4 separate regions of the Homo sapiens genome follow, and regions 1, 2 and 4 are each linked to region 3. A link is a contact called in ENCODE Hi-C or POLR2A ChIA-PET data. All regions are on one chromosome and are shown on one strand. Each heading gives the region's core, a stretch centred on a gene start or an enhancer-like site at or near the end of the contact. The rest is flanking DNA. Distances are from core to core; before and after follow the strand shown. Region 1 holds the start of TRIM21 (tripartite motif containing 21). Region 2 holds the start of TRIM34 (tripartite motif containing 34). Region 3 holds the start of RPL27A (ribosomal protein L27a). Region 4 holds the start of TRIM68 (tripartite motif containing 68).

What was found. A loop is a pair of places that touch in the nucleus more often than their neighbours do. ChIA-PET counts read pairs that join two places held with the same protein, here RNA polymerase II (POLR2A). Pooled maps may share reads with other maps.
Region 1: a loop to region 3 is called in a map of naive thymus-derived CD4-positive, alpha-beta T cell, with 17 times the contacts of the local background. The contact joins the promoter of TRIM21 here to the promoter of RPL27A in region 3. A Hi-C loop is called at or near these places in 3 of 168 maps with a recorded cell type or tissue (CD4-positive, alpha-beta memory T cell and naive thymus-derived CD4-positive, alpha-beta T cell) and 6 of 50 pooled maps. POLR2A ChIA-PET finds 5 or more read pairs at or near these places in 1 of 52 experiments (CD4-positive, alpha-beta T cell).
Region 2: a pooled map shows a loop between it and region 3 (9-fold over the local background). The contact joins the promoter of TRIM34 here to the promoter of RPL27A in region 3. A Hi-C loop is called at or near these places in 2 of 37 single-sample maps with no recorded cell type and 5 of 50 pooled maps.
Region 4: a map of CD8-positive, alpha-beta T cell shows a loop between it and region 3 (12-fold over the local background). The contact joins the promoter of TRIM68 here to the promoter of RPL27A in region 3. A Hi-C loop is called at or near these places in 2 of 168 maps with a recorded cell type or tissue (CD8-positive, alpha-beta T cell and tibial artery) and 7 of 50 pooled maps.

What each region holds. Positions count from the first base shown.
Region 1 is chr11:4,391,324-4,396,769 of GRCh38, reverse strand. It overlaps TRIM21 (tripartite motif containing 21), which reads left to right and starts at 3,068. Exons shown (of 7, transcript NM_003141.4): 1 at 3,068-3,137. RefSeq lists enhancers at 2,888-2,947, 2,968-3,177.
Region 2 is chr11:5,623,029-5,628,087 of GRCh38, reverse strand. It overlaps TRIM34 (tripartite motif containing 34), which reads right to left and starts at 3,087. Exons shown (of 8, transcript NM_021616.6): 1 at 3,028-3,087. The region is part of intron 7 of TRIM6-TRIM34 (TRIM6-TRIM34 readthrough); the gene reads right to left. It also overlaps a transcript of TRIM5 not described here. RefSeq lists enhancers at 2,569-2,668, 3,039-3,308, 3,399-3,478.
Region 3 is chr11:8,679,069-8,684,041 of GRCh38, reverse strand. RPL27A (ribosomal protein L27a) reads right to left here and starts at 1,250. Exons shown (of 5, transcript NM_000990.5): 1 at 1,226-1,250; 2 at 777-840; 3 at 1-36. The coding sequence starts at 1,228. It overlaps TRIM66 (tripartite motif containing 66), which reads left to right and starts at 1,377. Exons shown (of 25, transcript NM_001388022.1): 1 at 1,377-1,441; 2 at 3,979-4,141; 3 at 4,228-4,422. RefSeq lists enhancers at 329-971, 1,298-1,487, 1,688-1,757, 621-1,820 and a silencer at 978-1,177.
Region 4 is chr11:4,605,585-4,610,752 of GRCh38, reverse strand. It overlaps TRIM68 (tripartite motif containing 68), which reads left to right and starts at 2,522. Exons shown (of 7, transcript NM_018073.8): 1 at 2,522-2,726. RefSeq lists silencers at 2,358-2,567, 2,878-2,957.

The DNA of each region.
Region 1 (5,446 bases), core at 1,819-4,318, 4.3 Mb after region 3:
AACCCTAGAAGAAAACCTAGGCAATACCATTCAGGACATAGGCATGGGCAAGGACTACATGTCTTAAACACCAAAAGCAATGGCAACAAAAGACAAAATTGACAAATGGGATCTAATTAAAGAGCTTCTGCACAGCAAAAGAAACTACCATCAGAGTGAATGGGCAACCTATAGAATAGGAGAAAAATTTTGCAATTTACTCATCTGACAAAGGGCTAATATCCAGAATCTACAAAGATCTCAAACAAATTTACAAGAAAAAAACAACCCCATCAAAAAGTGGGCAAAGGATATGAACAGACACTTCTCAAAAGAAGATATTTATGCAGCCAACAGACACATGGAAAAATGCTCATCATCACTGGCCATCAGAGAAATGCAAATCAAAACCACAATGAGATACTATCTCACAGCAGTTAGAATGGCGATCATTAAAAAGTCAGGAAACAATGGGTGATAGACAGGATATGGAGAAACAGGAGCACTTTTACACTGTTGGTGGGACTGTCAACGAGTTCATCCATTGTGGAAGACAGTATGGTGATTCCTCAAGGATCTAGAACTAGAAATACCATTTGACCCAGCCATCCCATTACTGGGTATATATCCAAAAGATTATAAATCATACTGATATAAAGACACATGCACACATATGTTTATTGTGGCACTATTCACAATAGCAAAGACTTGGAACCAACCCAAATGTCCAACAATGATAGACTGGATGAAGAAAATGTGGCACATATACACCATGGAATGCTATGCAGCCATAAAAAAGGATGAGCTCATGTCCTTTGTAGGGACATGGATGAAAGTGGAAACCATCATTCTCAGAAAACTATTGCAAGGACAAGAAAACCAAACACCGCATGTTCTCACTCATAGGTGGGAATTGAACAATGAGAACACATGGACACAGGAAGGGGAACATCACACACTGAGGCCTGTCCTGGGGTGGGGGGAGGGGGGAGGGATAGCATCAGGAGATATATCCAATGTAAATGAGTTAATGGGTGCAGCACACCAACATGGCACGTGTATACATATGTAACAAACCTGCATGTTGTGCACATGTACCCTAGAACTTAAAGTATAATTTAAAAAAAAATCTAAGGCCTCAAACTATGAAACTACTACAAGAAAATATTGGGGAAACTCTCCAGGACATTGGACTGGGCAAAAATTTCTTTCAAATATTCCATAAGCACAGGCAACCAAAGCAAAACTGGACAAATGAGATCACATCAAGTTAAAAAGCTTCTGCACAGCAAAGGAAACAATGAAGTAGAGAGATAACCCACAGAATTGGAGTAAATATTTGCAAACTATCCATCTGACAAGGGATTAATAACCAGAATATACAAAGAACTCAAACAACTCTATAGGAAAAAAATATAATAATCTGATTCAAAAATGGACAAACGATCTGAATAGACATTCCTCAGAAGAAGACATACAAGTGGCAAATGGATATATGAAAATGTGTTCAACACCACTGATCATCAGAGAAATGCAAATCAAAACTACGAGATATTATCTCACCTCAGTTAAAATGTCTTTTAACCAAAAGAAAGGCAATAACAAATGCTGGCAAGGATATGTAGAAAAGGGAACCCTCATACACTGTCAATGGGAATGGAAATTAGTACAAACACTATGGCAAACAATTTGAAGGTTCCTCAAAAAAAAAAAAAAACCTGAAAATAGAGCTACCATGTAATCTAGCAATCCTACTGGATACTGCTAGGTATATACCCAGAAGAAATACTGTTAGGTATATATCCAAGAGAAAGGAAATCAGTATATCAAAGAGATATCTGCACTCCCATGTTTATCGCAGCACTATTCACAATAGCCAAGATTTGGAAGCAACGTAAGTGTCCATCAACAGATAAATGGATAAGGAAAGTGTGGTACACATACACAATGGAGCACTATTCAGCCATAAAAAGAAGGAGAACCTTTCATTTGCTACAAGATGGATGGAATTGGGGATTATTATGTTAAGTAAAATAAACCAAACACAGGCAAACAAACAAATTGTTATGTTCTCACTTATTTGTGGGAGTTAAAAATTAAAACAATCCAACTCATGAAGATAGAGAGGATGATGGTTACCAAAGGCTGGGAAGGGTAGTGGGGAATGATTAATGGGTTCAAAAATACATGAGAGAGAATGAATAAGATCTAGTATTTTATAGCATAACAAGGTGAATACAGTCAATGATAATTTATCATTTTAAAATAACTAAAAGCATATAACTGGATTGTATATAACACAAATGATAAGTGCTTGAGGTGATGGATAGATACCCCACTTACCCTGATATGATTATTACGGATTGTATGCTCTACCTGTATCAAAATATTTCATGTACCCCACAAATATATACACCTACTATAGACACACAAGATTGAAAATTAAAAAAATTACTTTGGTAAATTTTATGTTCTATATTTTTACGATTAAAAATAAAAATAATATAACCTGAGAATGTCCCTAGCTCAGTGACAAGAACACAGTTGGTTGTCAAATGTCAATTTCCTTCTCACCACTCACTGGTGGGACACTCACCTTGGGGTCATGCGAAATAAATCACTCACCTGCAGGCGTTAAAAAATATTAGTCACATCAGTCACATGAAAATAATTAGCTTCTGGAAGTAAGCAGATGGTGGCACGCGAGGAAGAGCACCGGCCACTCTTCTCTGCATCAAAACTTCCTTAAAAGCATCTTCCAGACATGGACATAGCGTCTAGGTGTGGAGTGATGACCAGTGTCAAAGAAAGCAGCCCGGACTCCCCCGTCTTGTAGATATTTTACCAAATCAGATAATGAAGACATGGGAGGGAGCGCGCAACCAGGACCACGGGCTACTGAGTTTCCACTCCTTCCCAGTCTCAGAGAAGCCTCCTGGGCATGCAGAGCCTCTGAAGCCTCCCCCAGCTCAACTCTGACTTCTCTTCTCAGCCGCATTTCTCCACACACCCTTTCAAGGCTCTGCTCCTCCCACTGCTCCTCCCTCACTCCTCCCACGGCTCCTCCTCCTCCCTCCCCTTTCCTCTCAGACTTGCTTCTGAGCGGAAACTGAAAGTGAAATAGGGAGCTGGCTACCAGCGTTGAGTCCCCTGTAAAGGTGAGTGAACCCCACTAGATCAAGGGACCCCTGCCCTCCTAGGGGACCTCTCTCCCCTGCCCCAGGGTTGCAGAGCCCCTTCCAGTCTCCATCCTTGAGCCGGTCCCATTTGCCCCTTCTCCCACCAGGGATCCCTCAACCCAAGACCAGCTGCGCTTCCGGTGCTGGCCCCCTGCTTGGGAGGAGGCTGGGGTGTGGACCTGACTGCCGAGTTACCCAGAAGGGGAAGGGGCCCGGCTGCCCCCTACCTGGGAGGAGGCTGGGTTGTGGACGTGACTGTGGAGTTACCCAGAAGGGGAAGGGGCCCGGCTGCCCCCATGCTGGCACCTGACCTAGGATGACGGCTGGGTGTGGCTGGGATAGCCAGGACTACAGCCTAGCCAGGAGGGTAGGGAGCCCAGTGTCGGGGAGGTCTGCAATTCTGGAGACTCCCAGGTCCAAAAGTCCTCCAGAGGTGAGAGGGGCAGGCTGTTTAGGATGTTCAACCAGAAATGTATAGGCCTTCAGAATTATTCTTTGTCCTAGAATAAGTGTTGTCAGGAACTAAACTAAGTTTGGAGCAGCTGAGAAAAGAGCCCAGGGAGTGCTGGCCACGGTTCCTGTTACTCTGTGTGTATACATACATATACACCTACATACATATATGCAACTGACTTCCGCCGTTATAGGAGGGATTAATGAAGATATATTCAAAGCATGAAGTATCTCTGGCACATGGAAGGTACATGGTAAAAAGTAGCTATAATTTCTCAGCAACATGGAGGCCTGTTGGTACCCGACAGGAGATGGATGAGCACTGAGGGTTTAAGCAGGAATGGACATGATGAGAGTAGAACTGTCAACAGCTTTATGAGGTTCTTGCCAATTTTCATTCCCTCTTTTAGGGACTCAGTTTCTCCTTCTGTCTCACTGGATCAATGGACCAAACAATGGAGGAGTTCTTGTTATTCAGAACAGGAATAAACTTATTCAACAAACTGTTTGATCGGTGCAAAAGTAATTACTGTTTTTGACATTAATTGTTTTGCCATTAATTTTATGCCTTGTTTTGTTTTGTTTTGTTTTTGAGAGGGAGTCTCGCCGTGTCACCCAGGCTGGAGTGCAATGGCACAATCTTGGCTCACTGCAACCTCTGCCTCCCAGGTTCAAGCAATTCTCCTGCCTCAGCCTCCCAAGTAGCTGGGATTACAGGTGCCCACCACCACTCCCAGCTAATTTTTGTATTTTTAGTAGAGACAGGGTTTTACCATATTGGTCAGGCTGGTCTTGAACTCCTGACCTAAGGTGATCCACCCACCTCGGCCTCCCAAAGTGCTGGGATTACAGGTGTGAGCCACCGTGCCTGACCCATTATTTTTATTCTTATTTTTTATTTTCCTTTGCATCATTTTGTTTTTCTTTTTTTAGTATATTTTTAATTTTTGTGGGCACATAGTAGGTATATTTATGGGTATATGGAATATTGTGATACAGGTATACAATGTGTAATAATCACATCAGGGTAAGTGGGGCATCTATCACCTCAAGCATTGATCATCTGTAATACAAACTATGCAATTATACTCTTATTTTTAATGTACAATTAAATTATTGACTATAGTCACCCTGTTGTACTATCAAATACTAGATCTAATTCACTCCACTTTTGTACCCATTAACCATCCCATCTTCTCCCCCACACACAGACCCTCCCTATTACTCTTCCCAGCCTCTGGTAACCATCTTTCTATTATCTAACTCCATGAGTTCAATTGTTTTAATTTTTAGCTTCTACAAATGAGTGAGACCATACAATGTTTGTGTTTCTGTGCCTGGCTTATTTCACCTAACATAATGACCTCCAGTTCCATTCATGTTGTTGTGAATGACAGGATCTCATTATATTTTATGACTGAACAGTACTCCATTGTGTATACATACCACATTTTCTTTATCCATATATCTGTTGATGGACTCTTAGATTGCTTCCAAATCTTGGCTATTGTGAAACGTGCTGCAGTAAACATGGAAGTGTGGATATCTCTTTGATATACTGATTTCCTTTCTTTGGGGTATATGCTAGCAGTGGGATTGATGGATCATATGGTAGCTCTATCTTCAGTATTTTGAAGAACCTCCAAACTGTTCTCTGTAGTGATTGTACTAATTTACCTTCCCACCAACAGCATATGAGTGTACCCTTTTCTCCACACCCTCACCAGCATTTGTTATAGCCTGTCTTTTGGAGAAAAGACATTTTAACTGAGATGAGATTATATCTCATTGTAGTTTTGATTTGCATTTTTCTGATAATCAATGATGTTGAGCAA
Region 2 (5,059 bases), core at 1,838-4,337, 3.1 Mb after region 3:
TCCCAGTGTGGCTCAAGCCCAGCAGCAGTCAGGGAGGTAGAGAAGGGAACATGAGTGCCATTGGCCTGACAGAACTCCCAGGTTACCTGGTTACCATAGCTGCCAGGTGATTATACCCTTCATTTGAGTCTTCTCCTAACATCTGGACTCCTAACATCTGGATATGATAATGCAAACTTTAAGTCTCTCTGCAGGTAGATAGTAAAATTAGAGTGTCTCTACGAGTGACTTTTAGGGGAGGATGTCTTTTGAAGTTTCTAGACAATATCCTAGACACTTCTTCTGGATTCTTGGTCAGAAACTGCCAATAAGGAAAGTAGAGCCTGTTTTGACATCCAGAGACCCTGAGAGCTCAGAAACATTGTAGCATCTCCTCCCCATTCCTCTGTGCACTGAGTTCTTGCTTCAGCTACTCCTTAGAGTCCAGGGCCCAATCTATACCACATTAATGACTCTCTCCCCAAGAGCTGTAGTGTTCTGGTCAATATATCTCCAAAAAGCTATTTTTTAACATAGAATCATTTTCATTAAGCAATCCCTAATGTCTTTTTCTGTCTGTTACTTCGTGAGAATATGCTGAAAGAGTTTTTTTTCAAATTAGTTTCCAACCACCTCAACTGCCACCACTCTGGTAGAAACCACCTGAATTCAGGAAATTGTTCTTCCACTAGTCTTGCTGATACTATCATTGCCCTTCCTTTTTTTTTGAGACGGAGTTTTGCTCTTGTTACCCAGGTTGGAGTGTGGTGGCATGATCTCGGCTCACTGCAACCTCTGCTTGCTGGGTTCAAGCGCTTCTCTTGCCTCAGCCTCCCGAGTAGCTGGGATTACAGGTGCCTGCCACAACGCCCAGCTAATTTTTGTATTTTTAGTAGAGAGAGTTTCACCATGTTGGCCAGGCTGGTCTCAAACTCATGATCCACCTCAGGTGATCCACCCGCCTTGGCCTCCCACAGTGCTGGGATTACAGGTGTGAGCTACTGTGCCCACCCATCACTGTCCTTCTTCACTCTGCTCTCATCTCTGTTCTTACATCAGTAGACAGAGTGATCACCTTAAAGCAGATGTCAATCATGTCACTCTCCTGTTCAAACCCATGCCACCCAGAGCGAGGCCAGACTTCATAATGGTCCAGTTAGGTCCACATCACACATGCCTTCCCACTGCCTCAATCCTCAGAGCTCACCATATTTTTTTTTTTTTTTGAGACAGAGTCTTGCTCTTTTCCCCCAGGCTGGAGTACAATGGCGAGATCTTGGCTCACTGCAACCTCCACCTCCTGGGTTCAACTGATTCTCCTGCCTCAGCCTCCCGAGTAGCTGGGACTACAGGCATCCGCCACCACACCCGGCTAATTTTTGCATTTTTTTAGTAGAGACACAGTTTCACCACATTGGCCAGGCTGGTCTTGAACTCCTGATCTCTGGTGATCTTCCTGCCTTGTCCTCCCTAAGTGCTGGGATTACAAGCGTGAACCACCGCGCCTGGTAAGAACTCACCTTTTATGCCTCTCCAGGCACACTCCCATCTTAATCTTCCACACTGTTCTCCTTTTAAGCCCGTGGGAAAAACCATTAAAGCCTTTAATTTCCTCGCATTCTTAAGATTCTACTCAAATGTGTTCTTACAATGAAAACTATTTAAAACTTTCATAAAAACTATTTAAAGTTGCAAGGCCTTCATGAGGTCTTTACAGAGTCATTACCCTAATGTAACTTCTTGAAGATGTTACTCCATAGTATTAGTCATCTTCTTGTGTACTCTAACATTCATCGATATGGTCTATGATCACTTTCTATTTGGATGTAGGCTTCCACGTATATTTCATATTTATTGAATGTTAAATGGATGCTAATTGCACGTTTTTACATTAGCAGCCTGCTTTATAATCAATTTTATCCCATATGTTGGGTCTTGTGCCTGACTAGACGCCTCTGGGAGACAGTCAGTATGTAGGCAGACATGGATTCTACCCAGGAGTAAGGCAGAGACACAGGATGGCAGTTACAGTGAACTCTGAAGGGTGAGAGCAGAGGCCAGAATGGCATGTGTCAGAATATCTGTAACATATCAATCAAGGTGCAAATTGCTCACAAGTGAGCTTAAGATAGGACATACTCTATATCAAATTCTTAACAAGAAGATTAAATCCGTGGGCTCCTTCTGAGCCCACAATGAACAACTTCTGTTAAGTAATTGTGAGCAAAGAAAAGCAATAACAAATTGAGGTTACAAATCAATGCCAAGGTGTGTCTAAGAGGAAGAATGATGAGGAGCAAGTTCTGAGACAGGTGAAGACGCTGGTAGCACATGGGTTACTGAAGTAAAAGTAAACAGGTATGTTCAGGGATGTGCAAGGAGAGCCCTGAGACCTGCAGAAAGACATAGGAACAGAGGGAACAGAGCGGTGTGCGGCAGTCACATCACTCAACCTGCTATTGTCAGGGAGGCCAAGGACTAAGAATACGTGAGGATGGCCACAGAAAGCCCCTTAGTGGTTGCCAGGAGGGCAGCAAAAGAACCCACTTCAACCCCTGGCCGTGCTCCCATGGCTCCATTCTATCTGACGCCACATACTAGGAGCTAAGCCCTGCACACACTTGGAAAACAGAGACCTCCTTTCACCAACTTCTCTTTTGAGGAGGGAGTAGGAGGTGGAAAATAAGAGATCTTCTGTTCATCTCTTTGAGAGAGAGAAAGAGAGAGAGAGAATTGTTTCCTTTGCAAGGTAGAAAATCAAAATTATACAATAGGAAGGGAATGGAAATAGATTCAGCCTGGAGGAAAAAAAGACACCCCAGAAAACAAAGGCGGCCTTCTGCCTCTTTAACACTGCTTTCAAGGCTGTCCCTCCCCAGACTCTAGGCTGCTATCAGTGTGCACTCAAAGCAGGAAGCCTGCAAGCTAGCCTTTGCTCCCGACAGAGCAGGGGAGACTTGGGGCCATAAATCAAATTCCCCTAACTTCACTGAGAACTTTTCTCCTGGAGTCTCATACCCTCTACCCCCCACAAACCTCCCCACACACCTTCAGAGCAACAGAAATCTCGGCTCCTGGTTGAAGAGGTGAAGAAAAGCCAGGGTGGGTGTGGTCAGGATTCATTCAACAAATGAGGTTCCTCTGTGTGAAGAAGTCCCTCCCTCCTGAGGAGGAACTGCCTGAGAAATGAAAGTGAAATTTTTGGGGCTGTCAGGAAGAGAAAAGGGGAAGGAGCGTCTAGGTGAAATGAGCTGTGTAGTCCTTTAGAGCCTCTGGACAGAAGGTAATGCTCTTAATCCAGTGATTCTCGAGGGCAGAATGGAGGATTTGCACTAGATGGCACATTTGGCAATGTCTGAAGAGATATTTGGTTGTTAACTAGGGGAATGCTACTGGCATCTTAGTGGGTACAGGTCACAGATGCCGCTAAGCATTCTACAATGTATGGGACAGTTCCCACAGCAAAGAATGATCCATTCCAAAACATCAATAGTGCTGTGTTTGAAAAGCCCTGTTTTAACCTTCCCTGCCTCCCAGGCCAGCTAAACACCCAACTCCCCTTCTCCTACCACTTTCATGGTTGCACATGGTCCCTCGAATCAGTTTACCAATTTGAATTATCCTTCAGCTCCAACGATCCACTTGTGTGCTACCTACCAAAGTACCATGTCACCCGCTAGGAGATGGAGGATGGGTGGCGGAGAGGTGGATGGTGCTGAGAAAAGTTGGCTACAAAGGACCTGGGGAACTTTTGGGAGTGTTGGAAATGCTCTAAATCTTTAAAAGGGGTAAAACTTTTTCAAAACTCATCAAACTGTGCACAGTAAATGGGTGCATATTATTGCATATAACATATATATCAGTAACATTATTTAAAAATGAAAAGTCTTCCAGGTAATTTTTACGCGAATCTGAGGCTGAGAACCACTAGTTGTAAGTAGTAAATCAGGAGTTTTGTGCCCTGGACAGAAAGGGCTGCTTTGAAACTGAGGTAACCTTGAAATCAAACCGAACGAGGAGGAAACTTGAACAAGAGTTGCCACTCGTTTGGTCACAGGATGACCCCACATTGTGCCTCCACAAACAGCATGCTCCATTTTCATGAGGAATATAAGTTGATAGATTCATTTTCTGTGCTGTATGCATCAAAACAATCCTAGTCTACCTCCTGTAGAGCACATTACATAATAAAAGGTGCCACCTTTGGAAACCACCTGACAAGGTACAATTTTCATTTTTGCCCTCTCCATCTGACTCATGCATGGTGATCAAGGACAATTATAAACTTGTTGGAAGTTTAACAACTTTCCCACAAAAATGTATCCACATCCAATACCTTGGGAATATGCTTTGACTACTTTTAAGGGAGTCAATTACTATCAGGTTAGTGCAAAAGTAATTGCGGCTTTTGAAATTAAAAGTATTATAAAGCCAACTGTGGTGGCTCACACCTGTAATCCCAGAACTTTGGGAGGTTGAGGCGGGCGGATCACAAGGTCAGGAGTTCGAGACCACCCTGGCTAACATGGTGAAACCCCCGTCTCTACTAAAATTACAAAAAAAAAAAAAAAAAATTAGCCGGGCATGGTGGCATGCGCCTGTAATCCCAGCTACTCAGGAGGCTGAGGCAGGAGAATTGCTTGAACCCGGGAGGCGGAGGTTGCAGTGAGCCGAGATCGCACCACTGCACTCCAGCCTGGGTGTCAGAGCAAGACTCTGTCTCAAAAAATAAAAAAATAAAAATAAACAAAATAAATAAAAGTATTATAATAGCAAGAACCGCAATTACTTTTGTACCAACCTAATACTTTCAGATTTCTTTTCCTTATTTCAATATTGGTAACTAATACATTTAGATAGTGTAAAAGGGAAGAAAATCTCGGGACCCAAAAATCACTAAGCCAAAGGGAAAAGTCAGGTTGAGAACTGGTTAGGGCAAACCTGGCTCCCATTCTATTCCAAAAAAAGACAGCTACTAAGATAAAAAAAAAAAAAAAAAAAAAGCTCCAGACAGAACTCAAAGTCACCCCTTTGCTCAGGTGAGATAAATGAATATCTGGTTACTTCCTTTGCCCTATTG
Region 3 (4,973 bases), core at 1-2,500:
CATTACCGCGGCCGCCGGGGTGCTTCCGGTGCTTGCCTGCAGGAATACAAAGCTACGTGGGGCCGGTGTGATGGCTCATGCCTGTAATCCCAGCATTTTAGGAGGACGAGGGGGGGTAGATCACCTGAGGTCAGGAGTTCGAGACCAGCCTGGCCAACACGGAGAAACCCCCGACTCTACTAAAAATAGAAAAAGAATTAGCCGGGCGTCGTGGCGCACACCTGTAATATCAGCTACTCGGGAGGCTGAGGCAGGAGAATCGCTTGAGCCCGGCAGGCAGGGGTTGCAGTGAGCCGAGATTTCGCCACTGCACTCCAGCCTGGGCGACAGTGATCAGTCTCACACACACACAAAAAAGCTACATGCACCACACAGCCTTCTCATGCATCTCAATACTTCCTCGCACAAAAGCAGAGTGTTTCCCAGACTTCTGTGTCCCGCTTACGCTGTTCCCACCCTACCGATGCCGGTTTTCAGCAATGCGATTACTTTAGGATTCCGGGTGAAACATCTTTTCAGGTTCCACATCACAGCATTCCCACAGTACTCCATGTCTTCAACTAACCCAATACCGTGCCTGCTCAATTCCTATTACCCCACTGATGTGAAATTCCTTAGAACTGGAATACTAGAGGATCGTCAGAAAAAAATCAACAGCTGTGCAACTTGACCACAAAAAGGTCTTATTCTAACCCACTTATAGGCTACCGATCTCCAGACTAGCTAAGCACCCGAAGAGAGCCCAAGGCCCACCCCGAGGGGAAGCCGGCACTTACCTATGCGGCCGTGGCCGTGGCTCACGTGGCCCCTAAGTTTCCGGGTCTTCCTCAGTCTGGATGGCTGTGTGGAAAAAGCTTGGTGGTAAGGCCTAAGGAATTAGGGGCAGGGGGCGATGCCCGCCAGCCGAGATGGTCCTGTAAGCCTGTGGGTCAAAGACCTAACTTCTGGAGCGTTTGGGAAAGCTGAGGGTACCGATCCGCTCAGGGCCGTGAGGTCTCACCACGGTAGCGCAGGGGCCCGCGTGTCCTAGAGATCCGAACCGCGGGCCTAACACACGGCTCCGGGAGCCCCGCCCCGGGCCCGCGCCGGCCACCCTGCCCCGCAGGCGGCCATGCGCAGCCTGGAAGCCCCGACCATGGTAGGGAGTGGATGACTAGGGGCAATGGGAATACAGCTTAGGGGTCTCCGCCGGCAAGGAAGAGGAGGCAAGAAACGAAACACCTACCATGTTGGCAGCCCAGACGAAAAAGGAAGGCCTTCGCCAAGTCTCGCGAGGTATCGGCCACGGGGGCGGGGCAAAACGCCTCACTTCCGGTCACAGAGGCCGGGCTTCGGGCGGGGCCTCCTGGTCTCGCGGGATTGCGCGCCTGCTAGTCGCTTCCTCTTTCTGAGGGTGGTGATCCCCCATCACGGAGTGTCCTGGTGGCGGTGTACGGTTTCGGTGAGGCTCGTTGTGCTAGGCTCGGAGGGCGAGAACTGTTGAAGAATCGGGGCTAGGTGTGCTGTACTGCACGCCGCCCGTGCTTGCTTGAGCCAGGCCCTTTTCTGGCGCCTTGGTCAGGGAACCGCCTAAGCCGACCCTAAGGGCCTCGTTGTCTGAGCTCCTCACCAAATGCGCCAGCCCTGAGCCGCCCCGCGCACCTCCACAGTTCTTAGTGGTCTGCCCGGGGCTGGTGATAGTGGCTACTGGTTTGTCTCCCGGCCGCAGTGCGGAACCGCGAGGCCCTCTTTAATCCTCAGTGTGCCCACCTGGTGTCTCGCTCGGTTTCCTGAAGCTCGGGCGGCTCCCGAAATGCCTTCTCCCGCTCTCACACTTCTGAGTGGGCACTGCAGCTTCCTTTCTCTTTTGCCCTTTTGCTATCATTTGGTTGTCCTCTCAAGTTTGAGCAACTTAAATTGCTTCAGGGACTTAGATGCCTGGTTGCTTTATGGTCCTTTTAATGCAGATGTTGTAAATACTTTTTCTAAATGCCACATTTAGGCCAGGCGCGGTGGCTCACACCTGTAGTCCCAACACTTTGGGAGGTCGAGGCGGGAGGATTTCTTGAGGCGAGTAGTTCAACACCAGCCTGGGCAACATAGTGAGACCCTCGTCTCCACATACAAAAGTAAATAAGTAAAAATAAATGCTATTTTTGAATTTTCTCCAGAATCTACATAACACGCCTGTGACCCTTTCCTGGACACAATGCAGACAGTTGCTCGCTTCCCCACCTGTACCACCACACAATCTAGTATAACCCTTATGTAATTTATTGACCTACGTTTGTCTTCCCTACTAGACCTAATTCCTTATGTGGTCAAGGACTGTTTTTTTTAATCCACACTCAACTAGTGATTGTTGAGTGAATAAATGAACTTACCCTCACCTCCCTGTCTTCGCTAATAGCAGCATGTCTTCGCTCTTAAGTCGGTTCCTTCAACCAGTGTTCAAGATCCCATCCCCTCGCTAGTCTATTAATAGATCCCATGGGAAAAATGAAATAAATTTTTAAAATCCCATCCCCTCAGTTATTCTCTGTGTGTATGTGTGAGCGTGTATTTATTTATTTTTCTTTGTCTTGCCCCCTTCAGCTAAAATATATTTTAGCTAAAATATCCAAAATTCTGGCCGGGCGTGGTGGCTTACTTCTGTAATCCCAGCACTTTGGAAGGCCGAGGCGGGCGGATCACGAGGTCAGGAGATCGAGACCATCCTGGCTAACACGGTGAAACCCCGTCTCTACTAAAAATACAAAAAATTAGATGGGCGTGGTGGTGGGCGCCTGTAGTCCCAGCTACTCGGGAGGCTGAGGCAGGAGAATGGCGTGAACCCGGGAGGCGGAGCTTGTAGTGAACCGAGATCGCGCCACTGCACTGCAGCCTGGGCGACAGAACGAGACTCCGTCTCAAAAAAAAAAAAAAAAATTCCAAAATTCTCCCATGTCCTTGCCCTTACAGCCAAGCTCCCCAAAAGAGTAGTCTACAAATCCTGCCCATTTGCACCTTCCCATCCATTGTTCACTGCGGTCTAGCTCACAGCCTGTGACTTCAGTGAAATTGCTCTTACTAATGTCATTAATGAACGAATTGCCAAATTGGACTCTTCCTATTCTTCATATCACTTGTTCTTTCTGTTGTACTTTAATCTGTTGGCGTCTTTTTCTAGAAAAAGTCTTGCCTTCCTCCTACTCTTTGGTCACTTTTCAGTCTTCTTTTCAGGTTCTTCCATCCAGCGTTGTCCACCATTTGAATGTTGATGTTCCTCAGCCTTCTGTCCTTGTCCTTATCTTTTCACAGTACATGGTCTTCTTGGGTGGCTTCAATTCACATCCTTATTGCTGAGCTCCACACCCATATGGTCACTTAATTACTGGTTAGTATTCCTTGGACATTCTACAGACAAAGTAAACATATCCAAAGAACTCAATCTGCACTGCTCACTGGTGCCTTCTCCTTTATTCTCTGTCTTGGTGAGTGGCACCATTGTCCACCTAGATAATGAAAATTGTCCCCAAGCCTTCTCTTCTTCTACTACACTGTCACCCTATCCTTTTGTTTCTGTATCTCCCCAATGTGCTTCCTCTGTTTAAGCCTTAGTGCCCTGCCTTCATTCAGGCCCCCATCATATCTCTTAACTGGAGTTTACAACACCTTCCTTTGTTCACTCTGCCTGCATTCTAACCCTCCTCCAATTTCTGTATCCTTCACACCTCCACCACGTTAGTATTCCGAAAACATGACTTTCATTCTTTTACTTGATCAAAAAGTTCGGTAGCTCCTTATGACCAACAGAATATAGCCCACTTGCCTTTCCAGCCTTACCCCAGCCTCTCCCTTACACAAGCTTTCTACTGCAGCCGTGCCTGGTATATCCCATTTGCATTTTTGCCTTTGCTCATGCTGTTTCCCATCCCGGAGTGCCCATCCTCTTCCTGACCACATGTCCTGAATCTTCCTCAACCTTTAAGGCCAACTTTATATTCTGCTTCTTCCCAGAACACTTCAGTCCACAAGGATAACAACCAACATTTTCAGAGCACTTGGCAATTTACAAAATACATCTGCCTGAAGGTACAGCACTACCAGCCTCATTTTACGTGTGTGAAAACTGAAGCACAGAAGAATTGGGTGACTTGTCAGACGCTGCATAGGTGGTCAGGTACAGAGCCTGGGCCTAGCCTTTAGTCTTCTCTCTCCAGATCCCCTGCTTTTACCTCAGTGACCAGTCCCTCTCTGACCTTACAGCATTATGGTCTTCATCCCTCCATCAACCTTAATCACATACTGCATGTGACCAGCAGGAAGAGGGGTCTTGAGAATAGGAGGGGAGATCAAAGAAGACATCGTCGTCTATTTGACATCAAAACTGGCCAGTAAGTGCACAAGAAATGAGCTGGGTTACCTGGAACCTAACCTTGGGAAGATGATCTGTCAATGGAGGTAAGCTGGGCAGGGCCTTGGGAATGAAAGGGAACCATCAGTGGTATTAGAGCTGGGGCCTACAATAAGGACCACCACTGCAAGGGGTTGAGGTAGGGTTCTGGGTGCTAAGACACTCCTCTTGGATAGTTTGCCAGGTTCCTTGGTTATAGAGGAGCTACGTTCTGTCCCTCAGGTCACGCGGCTGAACAGAAGGCCTCCCAGAGTGGACCCAGCACTACCCGTTGGGTTCTGTGTTCACCTAACATTCTTCTCATCAATGGCTTGATCTGGTTGTAGAGGGAGTACCCTGGGTAGTTGTCTGGCTCAATCCAGTTTTCTATCCAGCTCCCTCTCCTTCAAAAGGCAACCACATGACTTAAACACACAGCTCATGTGGTGTTTGTTCAGTGTGTGTCACTTTTCCTAGGTTGACAGAGGTCTGAGAGAGCAGACAAAGCTGAGTTTTCTGTCTGCAAAGTGGAGTAGCAGCCAGATATTTGGCATTAGGGGACCTGTCCCTCCCAGCTAGGCACATGGGACATGACCTTTGGCCATGACTCCTGAGGGGT
Region 4 (5,168 bases), core at 1,273-3,772, 4.1 Mb after region 3:
TTTTCCTGTCCATGGCATCTCACACTGAAACTGCCCCACCACATCCTTGCTAGATCTTCCTATTACTGTTCCTTTCGTCTGCTTCTGAAATTGTTCTCTCTTTTCTACTTCCTGCTTCTTAATTTTTTGGAACACTTAAACTCTAATATAAAATCTAGGTGACAGCCTCAACCCAGAAGCACTTTCAGAAAGGCTCTCCACCACCTGTAGACAGAATTCTATGTTTTAATTTCTAGACTCACTTCCCCTTCCATCCCTGACCTCCTTCCTCTGCCAAAGTGAAAGTGGTAACGAAGTCCTGCAGATTTTCCCCTCTAGGCAGGAATTTCCTCTCTCTTAGCCAAGGCTAGCACTGAGTAGATAGGGACGGGAGGCCCTAATCTCCTACTTGGACTCCTGGGAGATGTCAGTTTTGCCTTCTGGAAACTGAAAACAATCTGGAATAGAGGAAACAGGAGGTATTAACTCCATCATAAGAGGTCCAGTAGGAGACTTTCAAGGTGGAGCGGGGTATCTACTCATGGTCTAGGCTATACTCCTACCCTCCTCCTTCCACCCCTAGCAGGTTCTCCTGCTGACTGACACACCACTAACACAGACAGCTATTTCTTCCCCTTTAAAGCCTTCAAGACTAAGATTATATTCTCATCAAGCCTAAGATTATACAAAACTAACTGAGGGTGTGGCTCATGCTTCCTCAGAAAGAGTAAGAGAAGAAAATAAATTAGGGGTCTCTAAGCAAGCATGTTGTATGACATGCAATAAGGTCAGTCTCTGGTCTCTTTCCAGAAAACCAGGCCTCAGATTTGTACTAACCCCCTAACTCTTCCTTAGTCCTACTTCTTCAGTGCCCCAAACAGTTCTCAGTTCTTGCTTCTCCTTTGATGCTACTCCTCCCCTAGAGCACAGATGGACACCATCCTACAGTTAGCCACTCATCTTGTTGTCCTGGTCTATCCTGGATTCAGGGCAGAGGGTTGGGGTCTGCAGCTACAGCTGTGGAATTTGTCCACGACAGAGCCTCACCTGGACACACCTGTCTCACAGCAAACAAATAAAGAAACAAACAAAACATTCTGAAGACATCTGTAAAGGAAAGCTTCTATGCCTTGGAAGTAAACTGGTCTGTCTTCAAAAGCCCTCTCTCCAGCCTTCCCCACATGAACGCAAGCCCCCACCCCCAGCTACCCTGATTGCCAGGGTTCTTGACAGTCCGTCATAGTTACAAATTGCACCTTACACATGAAAATGATCTCCCCATTAACTGTTTTAACTTCACAGAGATTCCAGAGCAGTACAACCAACTTGACCTTCAGCTCCTTAAAGGCAGAGACTATATGTCCCATAGTTGTAATCCCAGCACCCAGTAAAATATTGTCAAGAAAATTGATGTTAAATAAATGTTTAAAATGGCTTATTTCAATTAATCCATTCATTATTCTATTAGAGCAGCCATTTCTCCAAAACTGGGTGAGACAGAGGGTACAGCTCAGACCTAAGATACTTTTGTTTTTTCTCATAGACCTATTTGTTGCAGGAAATTTCTGGGCCTCACCCTTCAGAATTTTAACCATGGCCGGGGCTCAGACACTGGCATGAGCATTCTGGAGTATCTGTCCTAACAATTAAGATATTATATAATTTGGAACCGAGCTTCAATTGGAAGATTTCCTGGTTATTTTCTATGCGGATAGGAGGTGCCTTCACTTGCTTATTAAAACCTAAGTGTCAAGAGAAGGACAAGGCCCTGGGAGTACAAAGAAAAACCCATATCACTGTCTTAAGTAACAGTTTTTGTGTGTGCGTGCATGTGTCTATGTGTTTGGGTGAGGAAGGGATACCAGTTGTTTAATTTTTTTTTCCTTTTTTAATGACAATTTTTGACCAGGGTTTCCATTTCTCCATCAACTCCCGGTCTCTGTTGTCTGTTTTTCACTCTAAAAGTGGATTGTGGCAATAGTGATGACAAGCTGGTTGCTGAAGTAAAAACGAAAAAAGAGAGGGTTTTGTTTTGTTTTGTTTTGTTTTGTTTAAGAACCCAGTATTTAAAGCCTGGAACCATGAGAGGTCGCGAATCTTGCCAGGAACAGCAGAGTCCACACCATATGTGCGCCCAACCCTTTGCTAAGATGGGTCACAGAACCAGACTTGGCCAATCTCAGGCTTCTGAGTTTAACAAGTCAAACTGGCAAATGAATAGCCACCTGAGCCTCTCTTAATGCAGTGCCTGAGCGGCATCATTTGGGAGCCTCAATCCTTTGACCTATCCTAGAACTAACTCCTAGAACCCTCTACAGTTTAAGGGAATCTGAGTCGGTGAAGGGACCAGAAAAACCCAGGAAGTAGAGAAAAAACATTGACATGCCTAGAAGCGCCGAAACCCCCGTCTCATCACCAATTGGCTAGGGGTACCCTGGTCCCTGCCTGTGATTGGCTGCCCCCACAAACACACCGCCCCCTGGGCGAAGCCAACCTGGGCCCAGCCGGCCGCTCATTGGCTGCCGTCCCGCGAGCGGGGCCTAGAGCCGGGTGTAGTATTCTGGGAGCTGCGGGCTACTGGGCCTGCGCTGCCGGGCTTTGGGTTCTGGGCCTCTGCCGCTCTCTGGCCCTAAGTGCTGAGCTGCCGGGAACGGCAGCTTCTGACGCTGGGCCATTGGACGCTGCGGAACCAGGCTTCTTCACTTTGAGTTTCCGCCGCGAAGCGCCAGTCCGGGCCGAGGAGGGAGGTGGGTAGATAACTCTGCCTTTTCTGAAGTCAGATCCCGCACGCTCACTTTACCCCCACCCGCCCGCTGTCCTGGGGACCTGCCCAACGCCCTGTGGCCAGGCCAGGAGCTGCTCCCTGACTCCGGAGGTTACCGCCCGCCCCTCGACTCCCTTCCCGCTGGGGTCCTAACTGGAAGTCTTCCAGGCCCCGCCCCCTTCTCAAATGCCCTTCTCAGACTCTCGCTGTACCCTACGGAAGGCACAGTCAAAGCAACCGAACGTTTAATTATTTGAATTTTCTCAAAGTAATTCATGTATAATAAAAAGTCAAACATTAAAGCAGGTCTTATTTTGAAGAGCAGTAACTACCCATCCCCAGATCTTTGCAGAGGCTGCCACTTTTAGTTTGTCCCCATTTAGATGTTTTTAGCACCCTAAATCAAAATAATATGCGTTCCACTGTATTTCTGGATTTATCATTTTGATATTTCTTTGCCTTACTTTCTTACTGCCACAATCTTGTCAATTTTCCATCGCTATTTTAGGTCTTCCATTTGTAGCTTTAAATAATGGGTATCAACTTCCATTTATTGTTTTATTGACTTTAGATGGTGTCTCTTAATGTCTCTACTGACTTAGCTAAGGATATTAACACATCCTCCACTTTCAATCTACTATCGGTTGGAACTCAACATTTACATTTAGTTTTCACGTATTCAACAAGTATTTGAGGCACTGTTCTTGGCACTGGGGAAATAGAAATGGACAAAACAGACAATGACCCTATCCACATGAAAAAGTTCTAGTATGGGAAGTAAGACAATAGACGAATACATGGCAAATGACGTCAAAGGCAGGATCATGTAGAAGTCATTTTCAGCTGGGAGAATAGCAGGCACCCAAGTCAGGTAGATTGAATGGACGAGGGGTTTGCGGGAGTGTGTGGAAGTTTATTCCTTTGCCTAGCTGGGCACAGGTGCTGTTTCAAGGAGAGATCTTGTTAACCGGGAGCCAGGATAGATTATTTAGTAAGTTAGTGATTTACCAAAATGAGGTTTTAGGATACTGGATCCCACAGTTTGGTAGTGATAGTGGGAGGAAGAAAAGCAGGAGGCAGGGAGTCTAGTGAGAAGGCATGCCCTGCCAATGGCATATCAGAGTCCTGCAAGATTTACTGCTCTGCTTCCTGCTTCCTGCTACTGGACTGCGCTAAACCACAGTGATTTTTCTCTCCTCTTGAATTTGTATTATACCTTAAAGCTAAAGAGGTTAAGAAATTTGCCCAAGATAGATGGCAGAGCCCCAAGCCAAACATCTGTAAAATGAGAACAATAATGGCCTCTGCCTAGGGTTGTGAAATAAACCAACTTAATTCATGTAAAGTGCTCAGAACAGTGCCTGGCACATCATAGAACTGCTCAAAGAGTGCTTGCTTTTATTATTAATGTATGCTCTCAATTTACCTCACAAATGCTAAAAGGATTTTGGGTTTAGGAACTATTTCCTATGTCTAGCTGGTTAATTCATTCAACAAATATTTACTCAGCAATATCTGCATTGCAGGTGCTGTTTAGGTGCTGAGGATACAACAGGAACTAGGATCAACATGTCCCTTCCTTGTATAGATTCTAGCTGGTAACACAAACTAGCAAAGTGAATGAATAAATATTGCCAACTGAGCCAAGAGCCTGCCATTGACCAAGTTCCATGCCCATATGTGGCCCTGGCAAAAATCTCAGATTTCTTGCTGGTGTAGTGATTTCATCAATATGGGTGTGATGATCATCAAATGATCTTTGTTTTAATCTCCAAGGGATGTTATTTCATCTCTGCTTCTAGCATATCACTAAAAGCTCAGAAGACTACCTTGACATCTTGGTGAATAATAAGTACATTAGTGCTGGAGCAGTGGGCAGGGGTTTAAAAGGCACAGGAAAAGAACTGCTGTTTCCTTTACAGTTTTTGCATTTTAGTGTGCAACACAAGAAAACAAATTGAGCTTGTAGGCAATGGGCTTCTGGCATACTACCTTTTGACACTTTGAATTATATTAATGTAAATATAAACATACCAGAGAGTGAGGCTGGAGGTATTTATGGCCTTACTTCAGATACTGAAATACCACATTTTATGTGAACTTACCCAAGTTTAAGAGAAATAATGCTGATTTGTAGAGCATGATTGGAGTGGTAATGGTCAAGTAGAGCAAACCCAGAGGAAAATCAGAGTTGACCAAGTGAATGAAAACCGAGGACTCCCAATATTCACTCACTTAGGCATCCCCATTATCCCCTTCATGGTATGAGTAATGTGGCCCGTTCAGACCATGCACCCTTCAGTTGGAAAGGCCAATGCTTATTAAAGAAGGTCAGTAAAGGGTCAAAAGGAAGGTGGTTTTCCCCCAGAAATTAATTATTCCTGTTACTGATCTCTCTGTTCCTCTGTTACCTTTTTCTCTTATT